Linked DNA regions of Homo sapiens: region 2 is linked to region 1. Evidence: chromatin loops called from intact Hi-C (ENCODE). Cell type or tissue: MCF 10A. All regions are shown on one strand. Links, peaks and the distances in the headings refer to the core of each region. The heading gives the core; the rest is flanking DNA. Region 1 overlaps ADAMTS16-DT (ADAMTS16 divergent transcript). Region 2 has its middle 110 kb from the start of LINC02114.

Region 1 (15,842 bases), core at 6,866-11,865:
ATCTGGCCAGCTGACTCATTTTGTAAATAAAGTTTTATTTGTTTGCAGATCGTCTGTGAATGCTTTCACAATGGCAGAGTTAAGTCACTGCAACAGAGACTGTGTGCCCTGCAAAGCCTAAACTATTTACCATCTGGCCCTTCACAGAAAAATGTTGCTGTAAATTATTTAGACCATTCACAGTTAGCACTTGTTTCCTTTCAGACAGAGGTTCTGATTACTTAGGTCATTTTGAATATCAAGTAGACGTTTCAATAGAGAATAAAAATTAAATTAAAAATAAAAACAAAGTGCTTAGCAAAGGATCTGAGAGAGAGTTTCTTCTAACGGCTGCATGCTCTCCCATGCCCAGTGCCCTTTCACAATGAAAGGAGCCAGGGCCCTTTCTCATGTGGAAACAAATGGCATTTTAGATTAAAAGGACCAAACTTTGTCATAACCCTTTTCTAAATTGCATAAACTTTAAACTAAAGCAGTGCAAGTGGGCACATTACCTTGTATGTAAAACCACCATCCATACAACCGAAACAGAGAAGAATTGGATGTGTTTGTGCCCTACAAAGATTCTGTTTAGTCTGTAATTTTGTTCCTTCCTCATCTCACACACAGCTGAAACTAGTCAGGTTTCAAAGAAGGTAGCATTGTATTGTGCATCAACACTTGTCTTTAGTGGAAAAAATTACAATGATTGTGTGCAAAATTTTTGTAGTTCATATTCTTTTCTGAAAGATTAGAGTCGTTCTTTATTACTTTATACAAATTATGAGAACACAGTGTCATTAAAACACAGACACAATGATGTCAAATAACTTTCCAGCTTGGAGGCCTATGGGTGGCTCTAGTCCCTCTTTGCAGGTTACAGTTGAGAAAACCAAGCCCCAGGAAGGTCCAGCAGGTCTGCGGACCCACCGTAGGGGCACAGCGCTCAGGCCTCATATACTTACTCTTCCCCAGCCCTGCTCTTGGCCCCTCCGCAATAAGATGATTTATAGGCCAAAAGTAGTGAGGCACCGCACTGTCTCCCAGTGCTCACAGCACCCCGACAATGTGAGAAGGTCACATAGTAAAACACAAGAAAAAGATATTTTGAAGAAGAAATATTAAATGAATTATATAAAATGTAGAACTCACTATGAATTTGGACTCAGTATAACTTTAGAAATCAGAGGGCTCTGGAAGAACTGTGCCTCCGGAGTGGTTGGCAACACTTGTCCCAGCCCCCTGTGTTTCCACAAGATCCTTTGGCCAAGTTCTAACTGAACCTGAGCATCTCAGCTCCTCGGTGCTAATAGGATTAGCGTCCTTCCCTCCACAGGCCAAACACGTCCTTCAAATGCCTAGGCAGTAACCAGATCACGTCAGCCCACGGTTTACACGAAGATCCTGTTCATGACTGCACTCTTGTTTCTGTCGTCCTCCCTTACTTTGAGACTTGACTGTTTTTAGTAAAAAGAAGAAAAGAAAATTGCAAACCAATGACAATCACAATATGGCATTTATAAGCTCCTTTCCTTTTATTACTAAACACAGAAATACTTAGGTTAAATAGTAATAATGTATCTAATTATACAATAATTATCTTTTTTCTAATAATAATAAGTTAAATATTTGTTATTATTTTATTATTATTGCTATTGGTATTCCATAGCATCTCTTGCGGTGAGACCCCTCACTCTTCCCCAGTGCTGAAGATGCACATAGAAGATCAGTCACTCAGACACCTCAGGAAATAAGTCTCAGCACTTTTCCCTGAAGACTTCTGGTCCATACTAACACTGGCTTCTGCCAAACATACTTTCTTCCAATGGGTACAAAGGCGGCATAATTGTCGGAGCTTGGTGTATCAGTTAGCTATTGCTGCGTAAGAAAATACCCCGAAACCTGAAACAAAAGCCAGTTCTTTTTGCCTGTGCATCTGCGTCCTGGCTGGTTATCTGGTGGTCATGATGGGCCCTGTCGATCTTGGCTGGGTTCACGCAGGTGTGCTGTCCACGGGGTTGGGTTGTTGGCTGAGTAGAATTGGGCTTGCTCACATTAATGGAACAAGTGGTCAGATCCAGCTGTATTTCTTACAGTTTCTCACCCTCCTGCAGGCCAGCCTGGGCTTGTTTTCCCGGTAGTACTGGGTTCTGAGAGAGAGTAACTGCATGGAAGGCCTTGAAGACTGGGCTTGGGCCTGCTGTACCCACATGACTGCTTCTGCCACGTTCTACTGGCCAAGCTCTATGGGCAGCTCAGACACAAGGGAAGAGACTCTGCTGCTTCCTGGGAGAAGCTGCAAGACCACATTGCGAAGGTGTGAAGACAGGGAGGGGTAGAGAAGGTAGTCTTGCTTGCCGTCGGTCTGTGGCTTTTCATTTCAAACCTCACCATTTTGTGGATTTTGATCTAAGGAACATGTTGTTGCTGCTCCCATGTTACCTTCGTCAGTGACCTGAGATGCAGACTGGATCTAGGGAATGGTGTTTCCTGTGTGATGCCTTCCAGGAGTATCTGCACCACGGGCAGTGCCAGGCCGAGGACAGAGGTACATGGTGTTAGGTCAGGGCCGTGACGCTGGTGGGAGTGGGGGTGCGGTGGGGGGTGGGGCTGTTGAGAGGCAGCTTTCTGCACCTTCCCCCCAGTCATGCTCTCCAGGGGTAGTGAAGAAGAGCCTTGGTTTTCTTCATTTGTTGGAACACAGTAGGTTAATCAGTGTTTCCAGTTGAATCTACCCACTCCGTTTCTTATGTTGAAGGCCTAGACTCTAATACCTCAGATTGGGACCTTCTTTGGAGATCGGGTCTTTACTGAGGTGATCAAGTTAAAATGAGGCCTTCAGGGCGTGCAAACACGTACAATCAGCCAGAGCCAATGACGTTTCTATCCCCCAGGAAAGAGTGTTGAAACATTGTAACGTGAATATCCATTACAATCTTCTTTCCATCCCAGGGCCTAATGGAGGACACTCTACAACTCCATCCTGCTGCTGGGGGGGCTTGGGGGCGCCTCCACGAGGGTCTTCAGAGGAAAGGCATGTGTGTGGTCTGTGGCCTGCCAGCAGGAGAGCTGGGGGAGGCCGGCATCTTGAGGCTGTTGGCAGCAAGTGCAGGCAGAGGCCTCGGGCCAGAGGGGAGGTGGCAGGGCTCAGGTGCCCTGTGCTTCCTCGGAGAAGGCACTTGGGATGAAGGCTTAGTCCTGCCTGGTAAACCTGGAGGCCTGTGAACACTGGGGTTAGCCCCAACAAGGGAGGAGGTTCCCGCTGCCTCACTAAGAACAGCCTGCTGCTACACTCACCCTGACAGCTGCTCCGCTCCCAGTGAACCCCACCCCGAGAAGGCTCATCGGGGCCACGGACCTCCCTCAGCGCTGCATTCAGAATCCCTCAGGAGTTGTAAACTTCCTGATTTCTGGACCCATCACCAGAGCCCAACGTCACGGGTAAGGGTTAGGGCCTGGATGTCAGGATTCAATTTGGAGAATTCCCCGGGGCAATTCCACCATTGCAGACACTGAAACGGAGCTGGGGCAGAAGAATCACACCAGGTGGCTCGAGCTGAGCGGCTGGGAGTGTGGCAGTGAAGACACTGAGTGTCCGTCAGGGAAGATGGCTCTGGGTACAACAGCGTGCCCAGCCCCTTAGATATTCTCTGCACGGAAGTGGCCCCACCCTGAAGCGCGTGTGCAGTGACTGTTCATGCTTCTGTGTGTGTGCAGGAGTAGTTTGGTTGGAGTGTGCATATGCGAATGTGTGTGTATGGAAGTCTATCTATCTGTAATGTAAAGCAGTTGCGTAATGCAAATGTGTGTGTATGGACATCTATCTGTAATGCAAAGCAGTTGCGTAATGCAAATGTGTGTGTATGGATGTCTATCTATCTGTAATGTAAAGTTCCCAAGTATTGTGTATATCATTGTTTGAGTTTTTAAATTCTAAGATAATTTCTAGAGAAAAAGATGTACGGGTGATTCCTGGTGAAAAGCAGGGACCGTGGGCCTCATATTGAGACACATTTCACGCTGTTTAGATTGTAATGGCAATTATGTATGACTTTTGTACGTTTTTTAAAAAGCCAATAAAATACATTTTAAAATGTGGAATTATTTCTTCTAATTTAAAACCAGATGTTGGCATGGTTAGATTTTCTTTTTTTTTTTCCTTATCTCACTTTAAAAAAATCAAAGAATGACTTTTAAAATCTAAGAATGACAAAGCCATCTTCACTCCTGATCTTACTATTCTGTAAGTAATCATAATGCAATGTTTCTCTAAGAAATGTTGATATGTTTAATTTTTACAAACTGGGCTACGGAATTTAGATTATATCTTCAGCAATGTCATTGCTTCTTTTTAAAATTTTTTTGAAAAATGTTTGTAGAGACAGAGTCTTGCTGTGTTGCCCTAGCTGGTCTTGAACTCTTAAGCTCAAGAGATCCTCCCGCCTCAGCCTCCCAAAGTGCCAGGATTACAGTGTGAACCACCACTCCTGGCCCATTCATCGCTTCTTGGCAGGATAACTACGTTGGACAGAGCAGTGGAAAAACTACATTTGGTATCTGCTTTAAACACTTTCTTCTTTAATTGATAAATAAGAAGAAAACCAGAGTCAGAGGAAGTCTCATGAGGAGAAACCCTCTGAGTGGTCCACAATAAAAGAGAAGAGGAAAGAGTTTATGGGCTCCTGAAGGTGCTGTCCCAACCAGGACAGAGCTGGCACCCCCTTTTTCTGCCCCTTTATTCTCTATCACTTTAGCTTCTCCTTCAGCTTCCAGACAGGAGAGGGGGCCTGAGTGAGGCACAGGGCACAGGTGGCCTTCCTGACTAGGGATGGAGGACGTGCTCAGTTTCACCACCCAGCAGCAGCGCCTCAGCCACTGTGGGAGCCCAGTGGGCTGACCAGGACTATGGGATGCAGCAGGCTGGGCTCTTCCCCCAGGCCTCCCAGCCTGATGCCTTCTGTCCCAGTGCCATGGAGCCCTAGTCACTGTTCCTCTGCATGCTTGACCCTCCTTCAGAAACCCCCTCTTTCTGTGACTGACCTTGGTGGAGTGTGAAGCTAACTGCAAACAAAAGCAAACATCTAATGCTACATCAGCATCATATTACCCAAGAGGAAACACTCCCATATTGAAAAGGGCCCTTGGATGCCAAATATTCTCCTCAATGGCGTTGTGCAAGGGGTATTTGAAACATAATCCCATCATAAATGACCCGTCTACTTCTATAGTCACTCTCTTCTCTCCCTCCACCTCTTCCAGCTTCCAAAGAAAATCCAATCCTACCCCACAGGGAGTAGTCAGTGCTATCTGGTATCTAAACTCATTTCTTCCCCAATTTCTAAAACATTCTATTCTTTCCTTTGCACATTAAAAAATCATGTCACTGGGGCCGGGCACAGTGGCTCATGCCTGTAATCCCAGCACTTTGGGAGGCCGAAGCGGGCAGATCACCTGAGGTCGGGAGTTGGAGACCAGCCTGAAAAACATGGAGAAACTCTGACTCTACTAAAAATACAAAATTAGCCAGGCGTGGTGGCACATGCCTGTAATCCCAGCTACTTGGGAGGCTGAGACAGGAGAATAGCTTGAACCTGGGAGGCGGAGGTTGCAGTGAGCCAAGATCTCGCCATTGCACTCCAGCCTGGGCAACGAGAGCGAAATTCCATCTCAAAACAAAACAAAACAAAACAAAACAAATCATGCCACTGTGTCCATCATGCACAGAAATCCTGTAGTCTTTCCTCTCTCCATGTATTGCTCATTTGCGAGTCCTGTGAAGGTGGCTGCACTTGCTGCAGCTAGAGCTGAACAGAGTGGGAGATCCAGGCTCTGTGGAACCTACACTTTCACCATCTGGGAGTTCTCCTTAAGATAAACTATACAGTTACAAATATAAAATTGGTACTGGGGTTTTAGAAAGGGTCAGTGCAAGTGAAGGGCCCGAGAGCTGAAGTTTCATTAGCTGTGTGTGTGTGTGTGTGTGTGTGTGTGAATCCACTTCACGATCATTCGTGACCCTTTATAGTAGCCACAGTGGCCAGTTGACGTATTGTACATACAGCTTTACCCCCAGACCTATCTCCATCTTGCATCTGCCAGCTCCTTGGTGCAGGCATGACCTTCGGGTTATTTGTGCATGACCTCGGCTGGGATCTGGGATACTAGAGTGCTGTACTCATTCTAGCATGTTTTCTATCAGGACTGTATGGAAGAAAGTTTAGATTATACTGCTAAGAAAACGCCAAGATGTGGTGCACACTGTGTGCTGGGTATGAGTGGTGATACCAGCTGCCAGCCCGCCCTTCCGAGGCTGTGCATGATCCAAAACCAGTCTGCCCAGGCTCCCTTGCTGGAAGGAGCCCTGTTTGGCTTTGCTGGGGAGGGGCACATGCTTTGGTTGCAGAGGCAAAGAGACGGGTCAGCAAGGGCAGAGGGCAGATGGGTTTTGGCATTATTTAGGGGCAGGAAATCACCTCTCGAGAATCACCCACCATGGTGCTGTGGGCAGCAGAGGCTGCAGTGGTCTCTTATGTATTCCTCACCCCCGAGGGGTTCCTGCCTCTGCCTCCCCACCCAGGCCCTGGTGTGGAAGTCTCAGTTCCCTGCGTTGAACTTGCTAAAGTGGCCTCTGTTTTCCCTGCTCCCCTTGAATGCACTGTGAGCCCCATCTTCCACGTGGCACCTTCTCTGCTCAGCTCAGCATACTTGAGCTCTGTGGTCCACAGACAGCCCTGAAGTGATTCTCCAGAGGAGCCCTGGTCTTCCTTTCTATGCTCCGTTTTCTATCACTGGTTTGACAGCCACCTCTGCTTGAATGCAATCGTGTTTTGGCTTAATTTTTAGTTTGACTGTGACTGGCAAAGCTTTCTTGATATTTCTTTTCTCCTGGAGAGGAGACTGGTTTCACCCTAGCTTCCTTGTCCCAGGTTTGGTGCTGGCTTTAAGTGTCAATATTTTATGTGTTTGCTATTTGTATATGTGTATTATTTCATTCTTACACTGCTTTAAAGAACCACCTGAGACTGGGTAATTTTAAAGAAAAGAGGTTTAATGGGCTCACCGTTCTGCAGGTTGTATAGGCTTCCGCTTCTGGGGAGGCCGCAGGAAACTTACAATGATGGCGGAAGGTGAAGAGGAAGGAGGCACGTCTTACATGAAAGGAACAGAAGAAAGAGAGAGAGAGGGGGGAGGTGCTACACACTTTCAAACAACCGGATATCATGAGAACTGTATCATGAGAACAGCAAAGGGGATGTCCACCCCCGTGACTCAATCACCTCCCACCAGGCCCCTCCTCCAACACTGGGAATTACGATTCCACACAAGAGCTGGGTGAGGACACACAGCCAAACAATATCACTATTTATATGTTTCTTCAGACATCTATCTGCACCCCAAATTAGAAATATTTCCCAAAATTAATATTCTCATATTTTCTTCTGAACGTATTTATTATTTTAATACATTTGCAAAATTATAGATTTAAATTGCTATTTTCTTACAAGGTATAAAGTAGAGATCTAAATTTCAGTTTTTTAAAGGATTAAAAATATCCCATTTTTCTCAATTACTTGTATAATAATTCACTTCTTATCACCACTCATTTAAAAATTTAACTTTGTTTAATAATAAGTATTTGGAGTATTTTTGGCTTTCTACTGTCAGTAAAACACTGTTTTAATTGTTATTAATATATTTTATTTTTTATTATGATAGATTTTTAACACCGGCTGACTTGTATTCTCTTACTACTCTTTTTCAACAATTTTCTGTCTATTCTTTTTTGTTTATTCTTTCAACATTATTTTAGGTTTATTTATATCAAGTTTTAAAATCCCATTGGGATTCTGATTGGGATCACATACATTTATGAATTAATTTAGATAATATCAAAATTATTAAAATATTCAATATTATGAGACAAGTAATACTTTTTTCATGTATTCCTATTTTAAAAATACTTCTAAACATAATACGTGTATTTTTGTTCACACAGGTATTTAACATTTCTTATACTGTTTATTCCTAGGATATTCATATTTTTATTGAATTCAATTGGCTCATTGTATCTCATTTTCTAACCAGAATGTTAAAATAATGAAAGGAAGCCAGCCAGGTGCACTGCATCAGAGCACAGGCTCTGAAACCAGATGTCCCGGGTCTAGGGCATAAATCCTGGCTTGCTCACTTAGTCAGTATGGACACATCACTCAGCCGCTCCAAGCCTCAGTGTCCTCATCAGTAAAATGGAGACAATGATAATGACAATAATAGCACTTACTTCATAACTGCTATGAGGATTAAATGAGTGAATATTTAAATAATCTTAAAACGGTCTTTTAAGATTTAAAAAATCTTAAAACAGTCCTTGAAACTTATTAGTGCTATATATGCAGGGTTTTATTTTAAATAAAATAAATAACTTATAGAAATGGTACAGGTATTTTATTTTCCAGTTTCCTCTGTTTTTACGAGGTCTACTAAACTTTTAATTCATTTGCTTGCTTTTTCCAAAAAGATGAAATTACATTATCTCAAATAATTGTCTATTTTTTTTTTCTGGTATTTACACCTTAGTTTTTCCCCTACTTTAGCTCATGGACAGAGTTTCCAGAGACAGCGAAATACTGGTGATCAGGAGCACAGCTGTCTTATTCCTAACTGTAGTGGGAATGGCTCTTGCATTCTGTTCCTAAGGATGGTATTAGCCCTTGTTTTCCAGTAGATTTGTTTTATGATGCTAAAAAGAGTTCTTTTCTAGTTTGCTAAGAAGTACTAGTGGTAAGGAATATTGAATGTTTAACATAATCTCTCTGGATTAGTTTTCTTCTTTAACAAACCCAAATCTCCATCATGATTCTCATTCCGGAGATTAAGAAAATATGAGAAGGCGGGGATTTTTTTATACCTTTTAAGTAATTCTAATGTATCCCTCTGATATGGGTTGGGGGAGTGGATGTGTCTCCTTTTTCAATTTCTAAAAGTTTTAATTCTTCTTTGCCCCATTAATTAATGTAATTACCTAACTTAAAAAAATTGAACAATGCTATTCATGAATTTATCCTGCTTTATTTTGGTATGTTTAAACTATATTGATTAATATATAAAACTAAAATTTAAATTGAAAGTGTACTGATTAATTCAAATTTAGAGTATTTTGTTGAGTATGTTTATATAAATAATAATAAGAAATATTTGTCAATTGTGTATTGGGGGGTGTCTGTGTGTTGTCCCTAGACATACTGTAGTGTAAGACCTAAAAAGGGTCACTATTATATGCTGTCTTGACATCTGGTAAAATTGACAACCTTCCTTTTCACTGGGATGAAGCAGTGTCTGCTTATTCCTGAGTAGAAGATTTCAGTCTTCTGCCATCTCGTGGAATCGTTCAAACAGGCCAATCACACCCTCCCATGGGAACAGGGGCACCTCATCCTCTTGATACTACAAAGTCTTCTCCACAGCCCTTGTTGTTCAGTCTGTTCCAAGTGCAGCCCCACGTGACCTTCCATGGAGTGCAGCGTCCTCCTCCCCAGGCTGTGGGTGTAGGTGACTAATAAACGTTCCCCTCTGCCCAGCACCATGTGTCATGCACTTGGCCCTCCCCATAACCTTAGGGCAGGAATTCCTCCCTCACCAATGGGGCAAAAAAGAAGCAATTAAAACACGTTTGCCTCCCTTTTTACGTTTTGTTTTTGGTGCTTTAGCCACTTGTAAAATTAACTGGACATTTTCCCAAATGATTTCTGTGTTCTGGAACATTTTAAACAAGTGAAAATTATCTGCTTCTTCATGATTTGACAAAACACTTGTACAATTATTAGAGTCTGATTTATTTTTTGGAGGAAATTTTTTGCCTAACTATTCAATGTGTTTTATTGTTAATGGCCTGTTGTGCCTTCCTCCATCATCTTAAGAGCTTGTTTGGAGGTTTTAGCAGGGGAGCATAATTACTCACGTAGGTTTGACTGAAGACCAGTCCTCTTCTACTGGGGTTGGCTGTCCTCTTGGACTGAGTGTGCAGCTTTGGGAGAGATGCACATGGAGCAGTGAGGGATGAAGGGGACATCTAGCTAGCCAGCCAGATCAGCCCAATCCACCCTGGTGACACATGTTGCAGCCAGATTGCCTTCACTTCCTCTCCGTCTTCTTGAAGCAGTTTTTCAGTTTATGTTCTCCTATAAGAGAGTTCCTTTCATTGAGATCTTCAATCAGTTTAGAATAGTTTCTTACTTTTTTATTAGTCTCTCATTAATCATGTTTAATTATGAATAATTATCTACTTATTGAGAATCCACCATGGAGGTTCCTTCCCCATTAAGCTTATTACTCAGTGGGAAAGACAACATTGAACAGTTAGTTTCAATGTTTCACTGATCACATATTTTGAAGAAATACAGAGGGCTGTGTGAATGGTTACTGTGCCTTATAATTTTATTTTTGCACTTTATATTTTATTAAGAATATATTTATTAATTGGGCTCTTTTCCAAACACGTTGCAAATTCATGATAATATATTTAATGTAAATACATAAATATATGTGTCTTTCCTATCTACATTTATAAATATTTTCATCCACAGTTTTTTGGTTTTTTTTTCTGCAGAAAGGGTCTTCCTCTGTTGTGCAGGCTGGAGTGCAGTGGCACAATCAGCTCACTGTAGCCTCAAACTCCTGGGCTCAAGCAATCCTCTTCCCTCAGCCTCCCAAGTAGCTAGGACGGGAGATGCATGCCACCATGCTCAACTGATTTTTCAATTTTCTGTAGAGATGGGGCCTTGCCTTGTTGCCCAGGCTGGTTGCAAATTTCTAGCCTCAAGCAGCCCTGCCGCTTTGGACTCTCAAAACACTGAGATTATAGGCGCAAGCCACTGCACCAGGCCTACCCCCAGTTTTGATCAGTAAAGTCTTCATTCTTGTCCATGTGTCCTCCATTGTGAAGTTAATTTTCCCCAATTTAATGTTTGTTAAATTGGGGTTTCATCTTAAAACCTAAATGTATATTTAACATAACAGTGTGTTTTATCACACCTCCTCTCTATCCTCCTCCATCCTCATCCCCAATCCCTGCAAAGAAAACCCCTGTCACTGGATGTTGGAGCCACATCAATGACATTGTAGAGTACAGGTATCTGGCATCTGCTTGAGTCCTGATTCTGTTCTTTGTAATTCGGAAGCCCATTACGTATGTTGTTGAGCATCCTTTGCTTTGTATATAAATTATCTCCTGGCATTAATTTGATCTTTCTCTTCTTTTGTTTCCTATATTACTTAACTTGCATTAAAGTATATTTTTTGATTTTTCTGAGTGTCGATTCCTTTTTAATTTGCTCCACTGTGTTTATACAGTTTGCTTCTGCATATTTAGTTTTCACGACAAAAAAAGTCTCTAAAAAGTCTCTATTAACTGAGTAAATCATTATATGTTTTTCACCTTCACTTTTAGCTCATATTTTTTAGAACTTCATGCTCTTGTATCAACAATTTAGATATTTAGCCCAGAACACGTCAACCACTGTACCTCACAGAGTGGAGGCCAACGTGGAGTGAGGAGTTCCCAAGGCAGAGGAGGGAAAATCTTGAACTGAAGTCAAACTATCATGGGTGAGGAACACTTGGGACAAATAGTGCATGTTTGACAATTTATATCTGCTCCTTACATTACCAAAAACATCAACTTGGAACAGAAATTGTAAACCACAGCTTTTTTTTCTCTCAGACATGTCATGTTGTGATCTGACACGTACTTTTGCAGAGGAGAAATCTGGAAGCAAGTTCGGATTTGTTATTTTATTGGTAACCCCTTTTGCTCTTCCGACTGGATCCTCATAGGATTTTCATGTGTCTCTGACCTTGTGTTTTTCAAGATGTGTCTGGCTGTGCATTTTGCCATTCATTTTGCCTGGAACAACATGAACTTTTTTGAGCCCTACACTCAGTTTTGCTTTGTTTTCCAGCTTTAGAAAGATCTGTATACTTATGTGCTCATTATTGAGGACGTATAATATTAAATGAGTAGTGTCTAGCATTAAAAAAGATAAGCTGAGAGTTTATACAACTGTTGAAACCATAAAATGACAAAGACAATTACTCTAAAAACTATATATGCATATGTATCTTTAGCTAAATGAGGTTAATAAAAATGGTACGCTTCATATTGTTCACAATAATTTCAAGGATCAGAAAGGGAAGAAGTGGCGGAAAAGTGAAGTGAAATTCTATGAAATTCTGTCTTCCAGATGAGGGAATACTGTTTTATTCATAACTGAAAATCAGAAATAAACTAAAATCCTTTTGAAAAGTCAAAAGAAATATATTGTTGATAAAAAAGAGCAGAATATATTATAGAAGTAAATAGACATTGGCTACTTAGAAAAAAAGCCAACTGTAGCAATAGAAAAATTAAAATTAGAAGGCATAAGATGAATAGAATATCCAAAAAAACTTAATCTGTTATACGCAATAGCTTAAATTTGTTTATTACAAAACAATGTCTTAGATTTTGTAAAGAATTGAAATTAACAATATACTCTTAAAATACACACATACTGCAAATGAAAACTGAAATATAAAATTAAATTAATTGTTCCACTAATATTAAATTAATTTAAAATATTTTTTCAGGTAAGTACATAGCAGGGAGAACAGGATATGAGCATGGATGCATTTCTTGAGCTTCAAAAGTCTTCATGTTTCCATCTGTGTAGTGGGCATGATAAAAATACAATCCAACTCAGAAGGCTGTTATGAGAATAGAATAGATTAATATTTGTAAAGAACTTAGAACAATACCTGGAACATAGGAACTGCAATGTAAGTTTAGTAAAACTTTAATATAAATGAAATTTAATACATTTAAATGAAAAATAATACAAATTATTAAAAAATAAAACAAATGGGAAAAAATAGCTGGCAGTATCCGATCAGTAAAGACCAAATTCAAAATCAACATGAACATTTTCTTTGCTCTAAATGTTGCTTCCAAATCTGGTTGATTTACATGGGAAATAGTTCCAGTGATCCTTCCAGGATAAAGATTGCAGCTCTTGAACAGAATTTAGCATTCCTGCATCCCAAAGACCACAAACTGCACAGCAAATCTGTTGTGACAAATCTGATTCATTTTTCCCATATCGTATCTCATTTGTAAGTACCTTGAACGAATGGGAAAACTTCCCATCAGATTCACAAAAATTATAGGAGAAGACAACCCAGTCTTAATCTTTGCAAAAGCATATGGGAAAAGTCTGGATTATTTTCAGAGATAATGAATATCATCCATGATGTTGCAAATACCACAGTTTATGATGTTCTTCATGCCCTGGGACAGATTCAAGTGGAAAACTTTGATATGTACAGCTAATTAGCATCAAGACGCCATTGTGAAGTGATTTTAGTTCAGCTGTCCCATTCTATCTTCGAGAGATGAAAAAATTCAAGTTTCCAAATTATGAAATTCCAACTTGGTAAGCATACGATTTAATTTTATGGAGTAAGACCAGCGTACTTATAATAACAGTATTGTTTCTTTTATGAACAAAATTAATAGTGTGTAAAATCACTAGAGTACAAAACTCTAATTAACTTCTGATAACTGAGCAATAATTTCTCATGAGAAATTTCAATGCCTAATTTTCACATCTTAATAATCAAAATAAAAATGTCTCAGTCTCTATCTTTTTCTATCTGTCCTCTCAAAAGAACTGATGAATTTGACTATTGTTTCTGAAATATCCTTAAACAAAATCAAGCTTGATAATGTACATATCTGATAATTTCCTTTAACGTAATTTAGAATGTAAAAAACTGCATATATAACAATTAAAGCAAAGTAAATCAATGGAATTGTAGATGACACTTTTTCAAATGCTATCTGACTTAAACCTTTAACATATCTCTCTAGCAAGGGCAGACACTCTGATTGTGAATCACTAATTTGGACATTGAAAAATCACTGTGTATAAAAAGCATTCTTGGTGAAAAACAACAGGCCTGGGGAAATGTCATTCTCTTTTTTTCCTATCCCTTCTGAGTCATATGGTTTGACCATACTGATGTGTTTTTCTCAGAGGAGATAATCACTCCCTATCCCCTCACTCTAGTTTATGTTCTTTATCACTCTTCTACTGCCTGGAATCACATAACATAATTGTTCAGTGCCCTGTTGATCATTTGCATTCCCCCTAGAATGTCTTGATCACTGCTGTATCTCTTGTACTCAGAGAGTGCCCAGCACGTGGTGAGGTTGAATACCTGTTAGTTGCCTGGATGATGGAATGGGTCTACATACAAGTTTCCTTTTTGCCTTTTATGATATTCAAAAAAATCCATGGCTATTATTTTCCTGGAACAGTAATAGAAGAGCTGATATCCTCCAGCCTGTCCTCAAAAACTTCAAACTCTGCTTTCATGATAGGCAAAAAGTAGGAGCTCTCACTATGTATTTTAGTGGTGCAAATTGTTGAAAGAATGACCTTATTTTTTCTGCCCAGAAACACTGTGGCTGGCATAGAAAGCCCTCAATTGCCAGTGGAATGCTTATTAACCATGGACATTCAATCTCTGTACCCCTTCTCTCATTCCTTCCCTCAGCAGTCAGCACAGAGTAGAAGAGAATTTAGACCTTTATATTTTAGGACATGAAGAAAGTTTAAGCCTTTATTTATTTATTTATTTATTTATTTATCTTTACCAAATAGCCAGACTTCAAGGAGATGTTTAAGCCTTTCAATTCAATGTATGCCGACATATTTTTAAATTATTTGGGCTGCACCTTTTTCATTCTTTAGGATGGGATGACTAGAAGTGAAGAAGGGTTAATCAGGTTCCAGGGAAGGAACTAAACAAGGGGAGGCCTAAGTGGGCTTTCATACCTCAATAGGCACTTGGCAAGGAGTCTGGCACTGCCAGTGAACAGAGCTGGGCCGGAGGAACAACAGATCAACACAGAGCAGCACAGCAAAGCCACGGGACAGGAGTGGTTAAAAGGCTGGGGTGGCACGAGCACGCACAGAGGCAGGTGCTAAGAGCGAAGGGCAATCAAAGCACCAGAGGAGCATGCCTTGTCCATTGTCAGGACCATGTAGGTTAGGTCAATTTCAGATATGCTAGAATTAACTCTCAAAGAACACAGTGAACTCATTCTCATTCAGCTGTAGTCTTTTGTTAGAGTGGAGTAAGGATCAGCTTAAAGACTCAAGATGATAGAGCAGAGGCAGCTCCTGATCACCACTGTTAAAGAGAGGGGACAAAGTGATGAGTAAACACTGATCCTGGAAGCTGATTATCTAAGAAACCATATGGGGATCCATCAAAAGAGTGAGGGGAGAACAGAGAAGAATGAAGCTGAGTAGCTGCCTATCTGGGATTGGTATGGAGCCAGGAGAAGCTCCTCAACATGGGGAAAGGGTGAATGAGTGAGAGCCCCCACGGGATCCAAACTTTCCACAAGGGCCTGTGAAATGCTGAGAATGAGAGACTCCCTCTAAACCTCTTTGCCTCTAGACCAATAAAGAAAGTGCCTGCAGATTTGTGGAGGCAACACTCATGTCTGTGGGGCCCCACATGGGCCTTGGGATCTGGAGAAGCCTGGTGCCAGTGCCATAGCCCCCATAGCGGCCACAGTGACAGTGCCTGGAAGCAGTAAGATTGCTCCACAAACCCTCACTAGACAAGGCTCAATGACAGCTTCCAGGAAACTGGTCCTGCTTCTGCCTGAATTTTGTGGTAAGTGCAGCCCTGTGTTTCCCTAGAAAGAACCGGAGAGCAGAGCGGACAACTCTACCCACCCTCCCCACTCCTAGTTGAATGGGTCATGCCTGCTGGGACTTCCAGCACAGTGGACCCACTTCTGCCTGAACTCT
Region 2 (15,842 bases), core at 6,078-11,077, 250 kb after region 1:
GGGAAAACTGGCTAGCTATACGTAGAAAGCTGAAACTGGATCCCTTCCTTACACTTTATACAAAAATTAATTCGAGATGGATTAAAGACTTAAATGTTCGACCTAAAACCACAAAAACCCTAGAAGAAACCCGAGGCAATACCATTCAGGACATAGGCATGGGCAAGAACTTCATGAGTAAAACACCAAAAGCAATGGCAACAAAAGCCAAAATAGACTAATGGAATCCAATTAAACTAAAGAGCTTCTGCACAGCAAAAGAAACTACCATTGGAGTGAACAGGCAACCTACAGAATGGGAGAAAATTTTTGCAATCTACCCATCTGACAAAGGGATAATATCCAGAATCTACAAGGAACTTAAATTTACAAGAAAAAAACAACCCCATCAAAAAGTGGGCAAAGGATATGAACAGACACTTCTCAAAAGAAGACATTTATGCAGCCAACAGACACATGAAATAATGCTCATCATCACTGGTCATTAGAGAAATGCAAATCAAAACAACAATGAGATACAATCTCACACCTGTTAGAATGGCAATCTTTAAAAAGTCAGGAAACAACAGATGCTGGAGAAGATGTAGAGAAATAGGAATGCTTTTACACTGTTGGTGGGAGTGTAAACTAGTTCAACCATTGTGGAAGACAGTGTGGCGATTCCTCAAGGATCTAGAACTAGAAATACCATTTGACCCAGTGATCCCATTACTGGGTATATACCCAAAGGATTATAAATCACTCTACTATAAAGATACACGCACACGTATGTTTACTGTGACACTATTTACAATAGCAAAGACTTGGAACCAACCGAAATGTCCATCAATGATAGACTGGTTTAAGAAAAGGTGGCACATATACACCATGGAATACTATGCAGGCATAAAAACCAAAGAGTTCATGTTCTTTGCAGGGAAATGGATGAAGCTGGAAACCATCATTCTGAGCAAACTATCCCAAGGACAGAAAACCAAACACTGCATGTTCTCACTCATATGTGGGAATTGAACAATGAGAACACTTGGACACAGGGCAGGGAACATCACACTTCAGGGCCTCTTGGGGGTTGGGGGACTGGGGGAGAGATAGCATTAGGAGAAATACCTAATGTAAACGATGAGTTGATGGGTGCAGCACACCAACATGGCACATGTATACCTATGTAACAAATCTGCATGTTGTGCACATGTACCCTAGAACTTAAAGTATAATAAATAAATAAATAAATAACAAAAACAAATAATAAATAATAAAATCTGAAAAAAAGTAACAGCTAGGAATAGCACCCATATCTTAGGTATGTTCTCACTTTGTTAGGGTTGACACTCTAGGATCACATTAAATGTAGCCTTAAACAAACCAACAAACAAAATTGCAATTATTATCTGATCTTTCCTACAAATGCACACAGCATGTACCTGCACGGCTCAATGTAAAATAATAATTATGAGTTACTTTTGATCTGAATTTCTTCAGAATTACAATACTAATCTTTCAATTGTATATCGTATTATTATTAAATTAAATATAATTAAGATTAAATATTAAATCTGAAAACCAACAGGAGACAAAAAGGTAAAGCAAATCCTAATGTATTCAGAGTCTACTTTACCAGATACCATTTTGATAAACAACTTAGGTCCCTTGTTCAAGTGGAACGTCCACTTCGCAAAGGAAAGCTAGAGCCACTACCTACAGAAATGCTCCAGATGAAGGGGAGCAGAGTTTCAAAGGCAAGGATAAGCTTCTCAGGCCATCGGGCCCCTTGGAGCCTGAAGCGCAATGTCCAGCAGGCAGTTTCAAGAATGTGTCTGTCCTTTCAAGGAAAGTACGTGGCATGGAAGATGCGTGTGTGTGTGTGTGTGTGTGTGTGTGTGTGTGTTATGGGGCCACAAAACCCTTTTTGCTGGCCTTGAGGAATCCCTGGATCCCCCAGGTTGTCAAGAGCACAGATCGAAAACCGCTGGCAAACAAAATTTGGGATGTGAGCTGGTTAAACTCAGCCACCTCTCTGAGCTGTGACAGACATCAACGGGCAACACCCAGCACCACGTGGCTTGGCGCTGGGGAGCCATTTCCATTTCAGATCCTAATAGAAAATGCCCCTCTTCTATTCAGAGGCCTGCACTTAGCCCTCCTTGTTCATTTGCCGGATAAATGATGAGAATCCTGCTTTGCTGTTTCTCTGGATGTCGTCTCTGATGCCCACGTTGCCGTGACTTATGGCCTTTTTTCATGCCTTATCTTAATGAATTGCTCTTCGGAATATGATGTTTATTGCATTTTCTTATCACTCACCCTTGCTGACTTTGGGGACACTCTTCTCTCCTGGTTCTCCATGGACTTCGCTGTCTGTTTTGTCTCATTAAAGAATTCTCTTCCTCTGATCTCTCTCGGTAGACGGTGGTGATCCTAAGGGCTCCATCCTCGAGCCACTACACATCACGGCTGTTCCCTAAGGAAAATCTCTACCAGGGGAGCCCAGGCCCTCCTGAGGTTTCTTTTCTTGTAAAGTGACAACACACACATGCACACACACACACGCCCAGAAGTGCATACGCACACACACACACACATTCCGTGCCGTGGGCTCTCCCTGAAATATCAGAGGCATTCTTGGAACTTCCTGCTGGACTCTGTGCTTCAGGCTTGAAGGGGCTCTTGGCGGCAAGAGCTTATGCTTGCCTGGCTTCAGGTGATGAGCCTCCTTGTCCAGCACCCATCCTCACTTCTCTCTGCCTTCTCACACTTGCTGTGATTGGTGAGCTTGCGCAGAAACAATAGACCACATGGGGCTCCAGCTCTGCTGAGTCCTCCTTGGAGCTCCTATGTCTGCAGAGATTCTGGGTTCTCGACTACTCTCTGGGCCATGCACAGCAAGGGGAGATATTGATGAGCACACCTGAATCTACTTCTAAGCCCCGTCTTCCTGTAGAGCTCTTATCAATAATATCTCACACATTTCCAACTGACTGACACCTCCATTTATTTCTCAATGGATTCCAAGCTCAAGTAAGGAAGAGAGATTCTATTTATTGGGATCCTAAATCCTCAACAATTATTCAAACTCCGAATAATAAGGACCAGGCATGTCCTCCTTCTCCCAAATGTGTCACTCTATCCACACTTACCTACTTCAGCAACCTGAGGTCAATCTCAACACCCTCTGCACTCACGCTCTTCACCTCTAATTGATCTCTAACTTCTATCCTTTTTCTAAGTATTTCTTTAAACTTCTCTCTTCCAATTTCAATTACTAGCACCCCAGTTTAGAGCCTACAAGATGACTCGAAATAGCTTCAGTCAACACAGGAACCTACTGGCTCATTTGATCAAAATGCCCAGGGGTTGAGCTCATTTCTCATTTGCAGGCTCCAAGGACCCCTGTGTCCGGCTCACCCTGCTGCTGTGGACAGGAGCTTGCACCCTTGGTAGCTGTAGAAGCCTTCTTACAGTCCCCACCCAGCTCCCCACCTTCAACCTTTTTCACTCCTGACCCTGGTCTTTCTTCCATTGTGGTGAATCTTCAGCAAACAGTAGTGTACTCATATGCTTCTCCATCCACTTCTGCTCACACAGCTTCTTTTTCTGGAAGGTGGCTTTTGTTTTCTTCCTGTGGCCAAGACTACTTGTACTCAAAAACTCAATTTCTTTTCTCCATTAACTCTTTCTTCCTAGAAAACCAGATATCCACCTCTCTCATTACTTACTTTTTAAACCCAGTTCTTTGCATTTCAACCCCTCATGCTGAAGCACCTCACGCAGGATTTCCGGCCTCTGGGGGCTTTCTATAGAGAAGGCCTCTCGATAGCGTGCACAGAGCCTTGAACAGAGAGGTTGTCCTTCTGGCTGCCGTATCAGGCGCTATGTCTCCATGGTGCCTGGGGGGTGATAAAGCCATCTTCAGCGAGGGCTGAACTGAACCAGTGATGGACAGATTGCTCAAGTAAAAGAGAGAAAGGCATGGAGAAGGCAGCACACAGCAATATTCCCAGCAAAATCAGACAAGGAATTTGCAAAGTCTGCTAATTAGGGAAAAAAGAAGCCCTCTATCACAATCAATAAATATGTAAAGGTTGTACAGAAAGCGTTTGAGGAACAAAAATGCATATGTGAAAAACTCTCATTGGAAAAAAAAAAGAGTGTGAATCAAAGAAACAAAACAATGTAACTCAGATATTGTGGAGAAGCACAGTGTAGGCCCAGAGAGGATGTGGATCTGGAAGACTGGCCCTCTAGCAGACACTGAGAGCACACCAGCCTGCAGAGCCCCAAAGATTGGAATGCAGTGTGTGCCTTGGGGTTGTGTTACCTACAGCTGGGTTTGCTCCAGATTAAGTACATGCAGGTCTCACTGCAGAGTGTGGGTGCAGTTATTCTCAAGAGTATTGGCCTTTTCATAGATTGCTGGGTTAAAAAAACAAAATAAACAAACAACAGTTCAGAAATTGTTATCTGAAACACTTGGCTGGACCCCACGCACAGGAAGCTCAGGTGCTTAGGGGCTGGCACAGCCCTGAAGAAATGCTGGCTCTGCCATGTCTCTCCTTGTGATGCTCCCCATGCCTCATGGTCACCTAAACCCTTCCTTTCCTCTGATTCTGTTGTACCCATTCACTTAAGGGTCCGAATCGTCTGTGATGTTTTGGAAAATATCGTTCCTTCTCCTGGCCAGGTTTCTGGCTTTGTTAGGCCAGTCATAAACAGCACGGTCATAAGCAACACATCCATTGCAAACCTGCTTCTCCTCCCTATTGTCTGCAAGCCCCAGTTAAATGTTAGTACCAATATTAATTCATTTTCAATATTGTTTTCTTAAATTACATTACTATTTCTTAAAAATAACCTTTGTCTCCCTTCTGTTGCCTACTCTTGGGTAAAAGGGTTAGTCATAAAACTTGCTCCTGTAATGCCTCCTTTAAATGTCATTTTGAGCAGTTTTTATTTGGGGCATCAAATTAAAGTGATTCGTGTATTTGTTTTCTCTTTTTCTCCCTGCATGCTCAGCACTTTTCCTCACCGCAGGGTAAGGTCCCCAGGAACACCCTTGTACACGCTCATTGTCATGAGGGTTGAGTTGGGCCATCATAGCCAGAGTGACCTGTGGAAATGCTGAGTTCCTCCTCCAGAAGTGTCAGTGCAGGCAGCTAGTGTGAGCACACAGCCTTCTGCGGATGCTGGAGGGAGCAGCCAGCCAGAGAACTGAGCTTTTCCAAGGAACCAGGGAGGGGAGGCAGCAGCTGTGACGGATCTGAAGTGGCCCTTGACACATGGGCTTATTAAATTAAAGTTATTGGCACAGTAATGTGAGCGAGAATCATGCACTGAATGTGAATCCAGGATTCACATCCTGATTTGTGCATGCATCCAGCCCTGCCTTTCCAAGGTGACACTTCTATTACTCCGCTGAACTCTGCTCCTCTGTGATAATAACGGGGTACCCTTGGCTTGCACACTTGAGATGTGTCTTGTTCCCGGCACTGGATGCCTGAGGACATTGCCTTTCTTTGCTTGTGTCCCCGTTTGTATTTTAAAATGTGCTAGAATGCAATCCCCTCACCTCCCTCAGAGTAGTAGTTAATATTTCATATGGATTCTGAAAAGTTACATCTACAGTTCTGTCAGAAGTGAGATGCTGAAGGTCTACAGACTTTATAGTGCAGGTAATCAAAGACCCCGTGAAGACATTGGGAGGTCAGTGAACAACACAGTCAACCTACAGTGCCTGGAGTCAAACTTTTCAGATAAGTCTCTACCCTGTACCATTTCATGATGACAAACAAGGCCCAGCCACCCTATCCGTGGGACACTGGCAGGTTCTTGTCAATCAGGCCTCAGAACCATCTTTTAATGTTTTCCTGCCACCTAGGGTGATGCTACCTCTGAGCTTATACCCAGATGCTGCCCCCAAGAGTGTGGACTGAAAAGACACTGCCAGAATCTGGATTCAGACACTTCCACACCGTGGAGTGCTAAAGGGCACAACAGCAGGGCCCTGAGCTGCCTCCTGGTTGTCACATTCATGCACGTGGTTGTCCTGTGCCACAAATGCCCTTCCAGCCTGGCCCTCCAGCCCTGGGTCTGTCTGGGGACCACCTCTTTTGGCTTCAACATCCATCTCAAAGGTCACCTCTTCTCTTAGCTTTGCTTCAGAAATCACTGTTTTCTCTGCCTGCCATCAGTGTGGGACTCCTCTCTCTTGCCTTATGTTTCCAAGTTGGCTGCTTCCTCAAGGACTGTGAGTTTCTGCAGGACCTGGTGAGTAGAGCTTCCAATGGCCTCCTCCTCATCCCATTGGTGAGGGAGGAAGTCCTGCTCCAGGCTTATGAAGATGGCCAAACACACACCAGCACGGGGCAGATGCAGCTGGCAGTGGTATGTTAGTCACATCCACTCACATTCCCAGGATGGAAGACACCGTGCGTCATGTGGCCCCACAGAGTCACATTCAGGAACTGAGTATCCACCCAGGGGCTGGGGCAGGCTGGCTGTGTAGTAACAAGAGGGTGGGATGACCCTGGTTCCAGAAGGAAGATGCAATTTGCCTGTTTGCATCATTTCAGGGGCTGGGGGTTGTGGAAGGCCACTGCTCAGGGATCAGCTGACATTGCACCCGATTCCTTGATTCCAAGCAACAGGGCGGCTTGGCCAGGGGACATTGTTCATGGGAGCAGATTGGGCAATATCTATGGCTATGCCATTCCAGACTCTCCTAACTTTACCAGCGCATTAGTACCCCAGTAAGTGCCAGGGAAGGGCTGGTGGTTAGTGTGGCTACCCTTGTAAGTGCCAGGGAAGGGCTGGTGGTTAGCGTGGCTACCCTTGTCAGGCTACTTGCATGGCTAACATTCTACATAGGAAGTGTGCGAAGCTCAGAATTTTTGTATAATTTGTTTTGCCCTCACTTGTCATGCTCCTTCAAATTATAGCAAAAAGTTTAGGAAGATCTCATCTTTGGCATACTGAGGAATCTAAGATCAGTGAGAACTCCCTCTGGTGTGTGGCAGGCCAAGTATTTTAGAGAGGGACGGATGTCCACATATCAACAGCTGGTTTTGTTCATCCTCTATTAGTGTTCTGGATAGTCCTGCATTTTCAAAGTAGTCACAAAAAATAAAACTTCAACTAGTTCTAATCATCTATTAAACATGTCCCGGGGCATTTTCTGGCAGAGTTGAGTGCCGAGTCCATCTGGAGGGGCAACACGGGGCAGGTATGTCTGGGGCTGCAGGGCTCAGCTGGCTCATGTCTATTTGGAGGCCATCCCTGGCTCTGTCACCTTTTAGCTTTCCGACCTTGGACAGGGGACATAACTTGCCTCAGTGTCTCTACCTGTAAAATGGGAGTGATCCTAATAAAACCTACTTCATAGAGTGACTCTGAGAATAAAATGTGAAAACACAAAGAAAGCGTTTAACATAGGGCCTGCCTGTGCTGTCGGCAGCCACAGAGGCTGCTGTCTCTGTGTGTGTAGTGGGTGAATGGTGTACTCCAACAATTCTTGTACACTGGGAACCTCGGAGCATTGCCTGACTTAGAAATATGGTCTTTGCAGATGGAATTAAGGTAAGAATTGAGATGAGATTATACTGGATGAGGGTGGGCCTAAATCCAATGAGAATATCCTCATAAGAGACAGATCTGGACACAGAGAGACACAGGAAAAAAGAGGAGAAGGCCAGGTCAGAAGGGAATGGAGGGATGCAGCCAGTTGCCGAATGCGTACAGGGATCAGAAGCCGGGAGAGGCAAGGCAATTGTCTCCTCCGGAGCCTTCAGAGGGAGCACGGCCCCATGGACACATTGATTTCAGAATTCTGCCCTCCAGCACTCCAGCCTTTCTGTTGCTTGGAGCTATCAATTTCATTTTAAGTTTTCAGGCAGCCCTGGGAACCTAGCAGAGCATAAGACAATATAAAGTACTTAGGGTGCAAAGCAAGGGCCGGGCACTCCCAGGAAAATTGTTCTAGAAAGCAGCGCTAGTCGGTGATCGTAACCCTTCATCCAACAAAGGTTTATTAAGTGCCCTCCCCCATGCCAGGCACCACTGTGTTAACGAATAAAACCAGCTGATGTATTGGCCTCGAGAGCGCCCGGCCTTGCACCCCAGTTGCCAAGCAGTTTGCACACCTCACTGATGCCGGAAGGGCATGGCCTGGAGGGTGGTCTGCTTCCTGGGCACAGGTCCTGGTTTCTGGAGTCAGCCCCGCAGGTGGGTGCTACATGAGTCGCAGCCCCTCTGACCTCAGCCGGCCCCTTGCGGGGGCACCCCTGGTGCACCTGCCACGGTCCCCCATGTGCTGGGCTGAGTCCTTCCCCTTCCTGTCTCTCACTCCCTCTGCCCCAAGGAGGTGCTCCTGCACTGGCACTTGCAGGCCTCAGATAAGAAGAGGAGGATGTCCCTGTGGGCTCCTGCGGGAGCTGCTGCTCCCGTCGGGGTTGTTGCCTCCTGTCCATGAGCCATCTCCACCCGCAGACGGGGATGGGCTGATGGTCGGGGCAGCTGCACACCCCGCCAGTGTCAGCACAAAAAGTACCAACGAGACTTCTAAAGGGTCCCGTGATTCTCCAAATACTTGATGAAAAGGCGTAATTTTTTTTTCTTCCAAAACCACAGCTGTCATTTTTGTTAAATGACAAGACGTCTTCATTCTTTACATCTGATAAAAACAAATAATGCTAAGGAAGAATTTACACTGAAGCATATCAGAACGGGAGACCGGACTTCGAGGACATTTCACAAACACCGGGACCGTGGGTTCATTGGACCTATGTTAGAGTTCTATCCCCTCGAAGTCTACACTCCCCAGCCCTGTCCATAAAAGAGGCCTCGACCTGGGAAGTGGACCAGGGCCTGTGTTTGTGGAGATTCCTGGCAACCCCACGTCTATTTCACAGCCATGGTCCTTGGCTGCCCTCTTCTGGTCGGGTCTGGAACAGCTTGGCTGAGAGGCCAATTTCCTGTCCCTCTGCATTGGGTGTTGGGTGTCTGAAAGCTAGCCTCCAAGTTAGGGTGAACAACTGTCCTGGTCTACCTGGGACCGAGTTGGGGACTTCCTGGGGTGCAGGACCTTCAGTACTAAAATCAGGCCAGTGTCAGACAGATTTAATTCATCCTTCTAGGATGAATAAATTCTTCCTAGGACCTCATGGGCCTACGTCAGAGGAGCAGGGGGCTTGGAAATGAGCCTCAGTGTAGTGCATTGCTGTGTGGCTGCTGCTGGGGATTGTCGGTGCACAGTCGACTTTCCTCTCTGCTGTTATCCTCTATTAGAAAGTGTTAGCATCCATGTTTTGTTTGCTCTGGGCCAGGGCTTTATATTGGTTCTTTAGGTTAATTTGAAGGACTCCTATTAGCAGGTGCTGTCCATAACCTGGACCCAGCCCACCTGCTTGAGCTCTGCATTCTAGGAGGCCAGGCTGGTACAGTCCATCCTCCCGATGCAGTGTTTGCTCCCCAGGGAGCTCACCCTCCCAGCCGGCCCTGTCACCCTCAGGAGGGCCCCAGCTGCAGCCCACTCCTCAGCCCAGGCGACAATCTGTCGATGTGTCGGCCTCGTGCAAGGTTACGTGTCCATTGAGCGCAGGACTGTGTGGCATCCTCATACCTGACGCAGTGACCATCTCAGGGAGAAGCCCAACCTCCCAGCCCGGTCACCACCCAAAGCCAAGAGCAGGCCACCTCAGTTGCACCAACCTCTTCTGTAATAGCAGAAGTGCAGCTGTGGCCCTGGCTCCAGCAGCCCCACCTGATTTTAGAGGTGGGGCAGCTTCCAGCTGCGGGGGCTGGTTCCCTGTCAGTGACTGGGTCCTGGGAGGCCTGGAGACTCAAGCTTCCCCTGACTGCAAGGAGCTTGGCCAGAGGCCCTCTCTCCCCGCCTGGTCTCCCAAGGACCTTGCCTGAGACTGCTGCGAGGGTGGCTTAGGCGGAGACACACCTGGGATGTGACAAACTGTGACTCCTTAGGGCCCCATCACGCCCAGGGCCAACCGGACCACTTCCCTTCAGAGTACAGAGGCTGAGCACCCCCACTTCCACCTGCTGTTTGCATGGGGCCACCTCTACCTGCCAGTTGTCATCCCTAGCCCATCAAGAAATATGCCACTGTCTAAATAAACAGGGCTGATTCTTGACCCTTTCTTTCAACCCTTGCCAGAAAAGGAAAAAAGAAGTTCACTTAATAATCATATTGAAACTTGAGATGGGATAAATCACTTTTCTAGCAATTCAAATTTTCAGTCGGTCAAAACGTGCGTGGTGCAGCACCTAGTTTATGTTTCACAGGCAACCCATCGCCTTTGGTTTGGAATCAATTGAGAGCTGATGGTTAAAACGAAAACAGGACTCCTCATGGCCAGCCAAGTTCCAGGGGTGGGGACCCTGGCACTTCCCCAGGGAGAAGTAGGAGATGGGGGAAAGGAAAATCACAGCAGGTCATTCTCTACTGAGTGGAGTGGAGACCAGGAGGGGGATTAACCTTTTCATCTGCTCGCCCAGTTGGCTGTGTGCATGCTTTTGAGGGTGAAAGCAAATGAAGGTCTACAGTCCTCCTGTTATCAGGTCTTTGTGAGAAGGAGCTCGGGGAAGCCCCGGGCTGAGAAAGGTTGGGTGGACGTTTCATTGCATAGAACAAGGTACCAGGAATGAAGCCAAAGGCTTTGTGGGTCGCCGGTTCTGATCCCCCATGGAGGACAGAAACCTCTTTAGCCAAGAATTCTTCATCGTGATGCTATAACAACCTGAAAGAAGCGTTTCCTGGGCATATTAATAGCATCAATAATTGCAGCAAGGCAGGGTGGGGGAGGGTTTCTGGCCATTTCTTCTAAAGTAAGACAATAATTTCAAAGCTTCTTTTTCAAATAGAACCTTTGTTATTAAAAAAGAAAAAGAGCCAGCAAATATTTACAAGTGTGAAGTTAAAAATTGAAAAAAAAAAAAGTACCCATCCCTGAATGTGAACCGCTGATCTTAGGTAAACAGGTCAAGGCTGTGGGCAGTTGCCGGGAGACTGGCCTCAGGCATCAGTCTCCGCCAGCTCCTCACAGCAGGGCACCCTGGAACCTGCACATGCACAGATATTCTAAAACAGAGCAAGAAAAAAAAGAACAAAAATTTCAGTCAGTTAATACAAACAGCAAACACAGCAAACTTCGACTAAGGGGAGACGGGAACCAATATTTATAAAAATGACTGGCTCCCAGGCAACGGCAGTTGCTAAAGGCCTACAGTTTTCCCATTCAAGTCCTAAACAAAATTACAAATTGTCAAAGTTACTTTTTATGGCAAGTAAAACAATTTTTAAAAAGCACAAGTTACAAATGGACACTATGCACAAATACATCTTGAATTGTTGCATGTGTGGTCCAGCATGGGAATATAGATACCTCTAAGTGTATAACGTATGCATCCCATAATAGAAAACTGAGATGTCCCATGTACACTAACTTGGCACATAACTGAAGTTTATTTTTCTTTCAAGGCGGTGAAGTTTAAGCATTTTTATTATGTAAGGAAATCATTATGTAAATGCCTTTCATATCCTTCCCAGTTTCCTTAAACGCTGCATGGCAAGCCTCATTTCATGCCATTTGAAAATTCAAAGTTGTGATCTTGGGCCCGTGAGTGTCTCCTGCACTGTGGTGGTGGGAAGGATGCCCAGGGGTGTGAGCTAAGCTGGGGGCTTTGCTGGCCACTGGAATTGCAGCATGCCACTGGCCTCTCTGTCACGATCCTCCCACTGAGTGACCGTTCATTGCAGAGAAGTGCCTGGGTGCTGGATTCAGAGACTGATGTGGGTTTGAATCCCAGTAGAGTCATTATTAATTCCTGTTCCACAGAGCCCTGGAGTGCTGGACAGTGATGCGGCGGGGGTGCTGGCACCTTGTCGTTAATGCCAAGGCCGACTTTGGTAAGAAGCTGCCTCTGTGCCAGCCTAACTCACGACTGTCGTCTGTCCCCTCCACAAGTTCATGAGGTCCTCCTGACAGGGAGGCTGAGCCACAGGGAGCTTCAGTCACTTGTCCCAGGTCACTCAGATGACTAACGACAGAGCTGGTGGCCTGACTTCCACCCGCGGCCTTAGGGACACACTGCACTGCCTCTCACTTAATCTTAGCTGTCAGTATGATGATCTGATGATCCTCTGTGACTGGGACAGGCTTGTTACCTTTATCGGCATCACATTTTCCCTTCTGAAGGGAAGGCAGCTCTTTTCCTCTGCAGAGGTGCTTCTGGGCTGAACTCGGGTGACTGTGAAGTGTCTCCTGCTGCCCTCGGGATAGGCCTTCATGCATTCCAATGGCTCCATTTTTTTTTTTTTTTTGTCTAATCTCTCAGCAGCTCAGATCGCCACTTCCTGATGTCTTCCACAGCTCCCGCTGTACTAGGAGCCTCTTCATTTACACCTCGTGTCCGATTGAGGGTCAGATGCTGAGTAATCTTGAGAAAGGTCGAGCTTGCAGGGATGAGGACGGGGCCTAGAGGATGACTCTGCTCTCAGAGCTGGGGTGGGTGGGAGACTGGATGCTCAATGCTCAATGATCTGGGAGCCCTGAGCACCCTCAGAGTAGCTCACAGGGAGGTCTAGCATAGTTGCTTTCCTTGCTGACAGAGCCCTCAATTCTTCTTGCAGCTTCACTCTCATGAGGGCCCTGGCCGAGAAGATGTCTCACATGGAAAAGCCTGCACTGAGCACCTGATACCTGACAGGTCTTCTGCTTGGTGCTAAAGGGGCAGAGCCAGGTACATATGAGGTGGCTGGTGGCCAGTCCATGGGGGAGTGCTATCTCCTGGGAGCTGGACAGTGGCAGCTCACTTCAGCACACGGAGGCACATGAGCGATTGGCTCAGATACTGGGGACTGGGGCCATGGCTCCCAGCTGAGCCCCATCCATGGTGGCTTGGAACTGTCATCTGCTCCTCCATCTACCCCTGAATGTGAGAAAGCAAGAATTATGGGAATCTGGGGTTTGGACCATTATCCTTCCATTTCAATATGATGGACAGGACAGTAGAATTAGGGAAGAATCATGTAATTTACTTAAAGTTTCCCTGATCTCTGATATAGTTTGGATGTGTGTTCCCTGCCCAAATCTCATTTTGAAACATAATCCCCAGTGTTGGAGGTGGGGCCTGGTGGGAGGTGATTGGATCATGGGGGTGGATTTCTCATGAATGGTTGGGCACCATGCCTTTGGTGCTGTACTGGCAAGAGCGAGTTCTCACAAAGTCTAGTTGTTTAAAGCGTGTGGCACCTTGCTCTGTCTCTCTTCCTCCTGCTTTTGCCACGTGACATGCAAGCTCCCTCTTCACCTTCCACCATGATTGTGGCTTCCTGAGGCTTCCCCAGAAGCAGAAGCCAGTGCTGTGTTTCCTGTTCAGCCTGCAGAACCATGAGCCAATTACACCTTTTTTTAAAATAAATTACCCAGTCTCAAGTATTTCTTTATAGGGATGTGAGAATGGACTAAGCTCTCCTTTCAGAGACGTTGAGAATTACGGTAGCAGAAGCCCAGGAGAAACCGCTTGTCCTAACATGCGGGAATGCTGTTGATGGAGATACACCCACACTTGTCTGTGGTGTGGCTGAGGATTGAAGCCACCACACACCCTGGATGCACCAGGTCAAATAGGAGACCCAGACGCCCTCATCGTAGAGTATAAGCTCATTGATCAAATAGCAAAATGTCATGGGATGGCTTTAATAACTGTTGCTGGTCCTTGGCCAGTTCTCCCATGGAGAGATGCGGTCAATTTCCTCTCCCCTTGAATCTGGGTGGGCTTGTGTTTCCTTCCAAGAGAGTGAGGCAGAAGTGATGCCATGTGACTTCTGAGATGAGATCGTTAGAGGGATTCTCCTCCTGCCTGGCTCTCAGGACACTCACAGGACCCCAGAGAAGCCCATGCCACCTGGAGAGGCCAGGACTTTGAGAGCCCAGTTGAGCTCAGCACCTAAGTCTGGCAGTCCCAGTATCAGATGCATGGGAGAAGGAGTGTGTGGAAGCCCCCAGCCACGTGCATCTTCCTAGCTGAGGCCTCAGACATTGGGATCAGAGATAAGCCAGCCTCCCCACCTTGCCAACTTCCTGGCCAGTGGAATCCAAGAGCATAATGATGTGGTGGGTCTTTAATGGTGCACATGTGTAGAAGCTCCTTATGTAATGATCAGTGATCAATAACCAGAACAGGACAGGATATTCCACCACACAGCAGTGCCCAGGTGCTGCACAGAGTACGGTTGGGACTTACTACATTTGAACCAGACTTTAGGATACCTGGAAGCTCAAGTCAGCAATCTTTAGGATTCTTGCAAATACGTGAAGAATAATATCTGGGTAAAAAGGACACAATATGACATTGAATAATCTTATTAATGACGTGCTCACAGAGCCCTCTCCCTGCATCTCTACCCAAACAAAGGAAGTCACACTGACAGGACCGGAGGGAGAGCCCAGGGCACCACCTAGTAGAGTTGCCGTCAGGAGCATGTGCAGGGTGCCAAGTGATGGGTCCAGGAAGGCACACTGGGCTCGGCCACCGGGGTCGCTTTCCCAGGATGTCGCAAGAACAGGGCGATGGGGACCTGCAAGGTGGAGTGCAGGAGGACACAGAGTTGGATGTTTGTCTGCAGAAGCGCTGTTTCCCTTATCCCCTCCACAAGGTGAGGAGAGAAGAAGGAAGATCACTCTTGCATATTTATATTTATTTTTGTTTAACAGGAACTTACAGAGACCAGGCGCAGGGGCTCATGCCTGTAATCCCACCCCTTTGGGAGGCTGAAGCTGAAGGATCACTTGAGGCCGGGAGTTTGAGACCAGCCTGGGCGATATAGGGAGACACGATCTCTACAAAAAACTTTTTAAAATTAGCCAAACATGATGGCTCAGACCTGTGGTTTCAGCTCCTAGGGACGCTGAGGTCGGAGAATCCCTTGAGCCTGGGAGTCTGAGGCTACCGTGATTATGCTGCTGCATTCCAGCCTGGGCAACAGAGCAAGACCGTTGAAAACCAAACAAAACCAAAAACCCAGGAACTTACAGAGTGCTCGCTCTTTGTCTTCAGATGCTGATTTAATTTTCTCAACAATCCCAAAGCAGAAGGCTCCTTGATCTACAGACAGCCCCTGCTTTTCTGGACTCAAATGTGTTTCAGCTTTCACACCAGAGATTCGGGCTTAGTTAGCACTTTGCCAAATTAACTCATCTAGAAGGAGCAGTAAGCCAAAAATGACTCTGCTTTTCAGTAGAAATACGCCTGAGACTTAAAACTTGCATTTGCGAATTGTTCTTCTCCCTGTGACGTGGCAATGATCATTTGTAGCTGCATTCCCCATGTGACTATGTGAATTACATGCACAGCCTAGAAGCTTCACACCTCAATCCTGGGGCATAGTTAGAGCAAGGGTGCTTCAGGGTTAGACTGATATCCTGCTGTGTAGGTAAGACTTGATGAACACTGAATAAGGGCCTGTTCTCATCTCTACAGATGATTTACACAGTGGCTCAGAGAGAAATACGGCCTCTGGGACCCTCATGCACACGTGAGATGCAAATCCCACCTTTTATTATTAGTGTGCATAGACTTCTTTATTGTCAGTTGTATCCATTCTCATTCAAGTTCAACTTCAGTGCAGTTCTCCGGGTTGAGGGATCGGGTGCATGAGGCTGTGACCTTGGTAGGTCCATGCATCTTCTGGAGCAGCGGACAATGATTTGGGTTGGAGAGCAATGACAACTCCAAGAGGGCAGCAGGGCAGCAGGGAGACTAGAGTGCCTTCTACCCCATCCCAAACTCACTTTAATAGTACGCCGGACAAAGGGGGCTTTTATAGTTATATTTAC

Evidence for each region. Hi-C counts contacts between places; a loop is a spot of excess contacts. Peaks named below come from ENCODE experiments on the same cell type or tissue, not always from the same donor. Only the 100,000 strongest peaks of a DNase experiment are listed, where the experiment ranks them.
Region 2: a loop joins it to region 1, with 6 times the contacts of the local background. A loop is called at or near these places in 8 of 110 quality-filtered maps.

What each region holds. Positions count from the first base shown.
Region 1 is chr5:5,120,322-5,136,163 of GRCh38, reverse strand. It overlaps ADAMTS16-DT (ADAMTS16 divergent transcript), which reads left to right. Exons shown (of 4, transcript NR_109915.1): 2 at 2,094-2,296; 3 at 2,394-2,527; 4 at 2,932-4,079. It also overlaps the pseudogene RN7SKP73. Among named protein-coding and RNA genes, the nearest start is that of ADAMTS16-DT, 12 kb to the left of the region's middle. In MCF 10A, for the core only: no CTCF peak of the experiment used is centred there; a DNase peak (open chromatin) is centred at 9,523.
Region 2 is chr5:4,872,966-4,888,807 of GRCh38, reverse strand. No RefSeq gene overlaps it. Among named protein-coding and RNA genes, the nearest start is that of LINC02114, 110 kb to the right of the region's middle. RefSeq lists an enhancer at 8,981-9,050. In MCF 10A, for the core only: a CTCF peak has its summit at 8,922 (motif pointing left); a DNase peak (open chromatin) is centred at 8,917.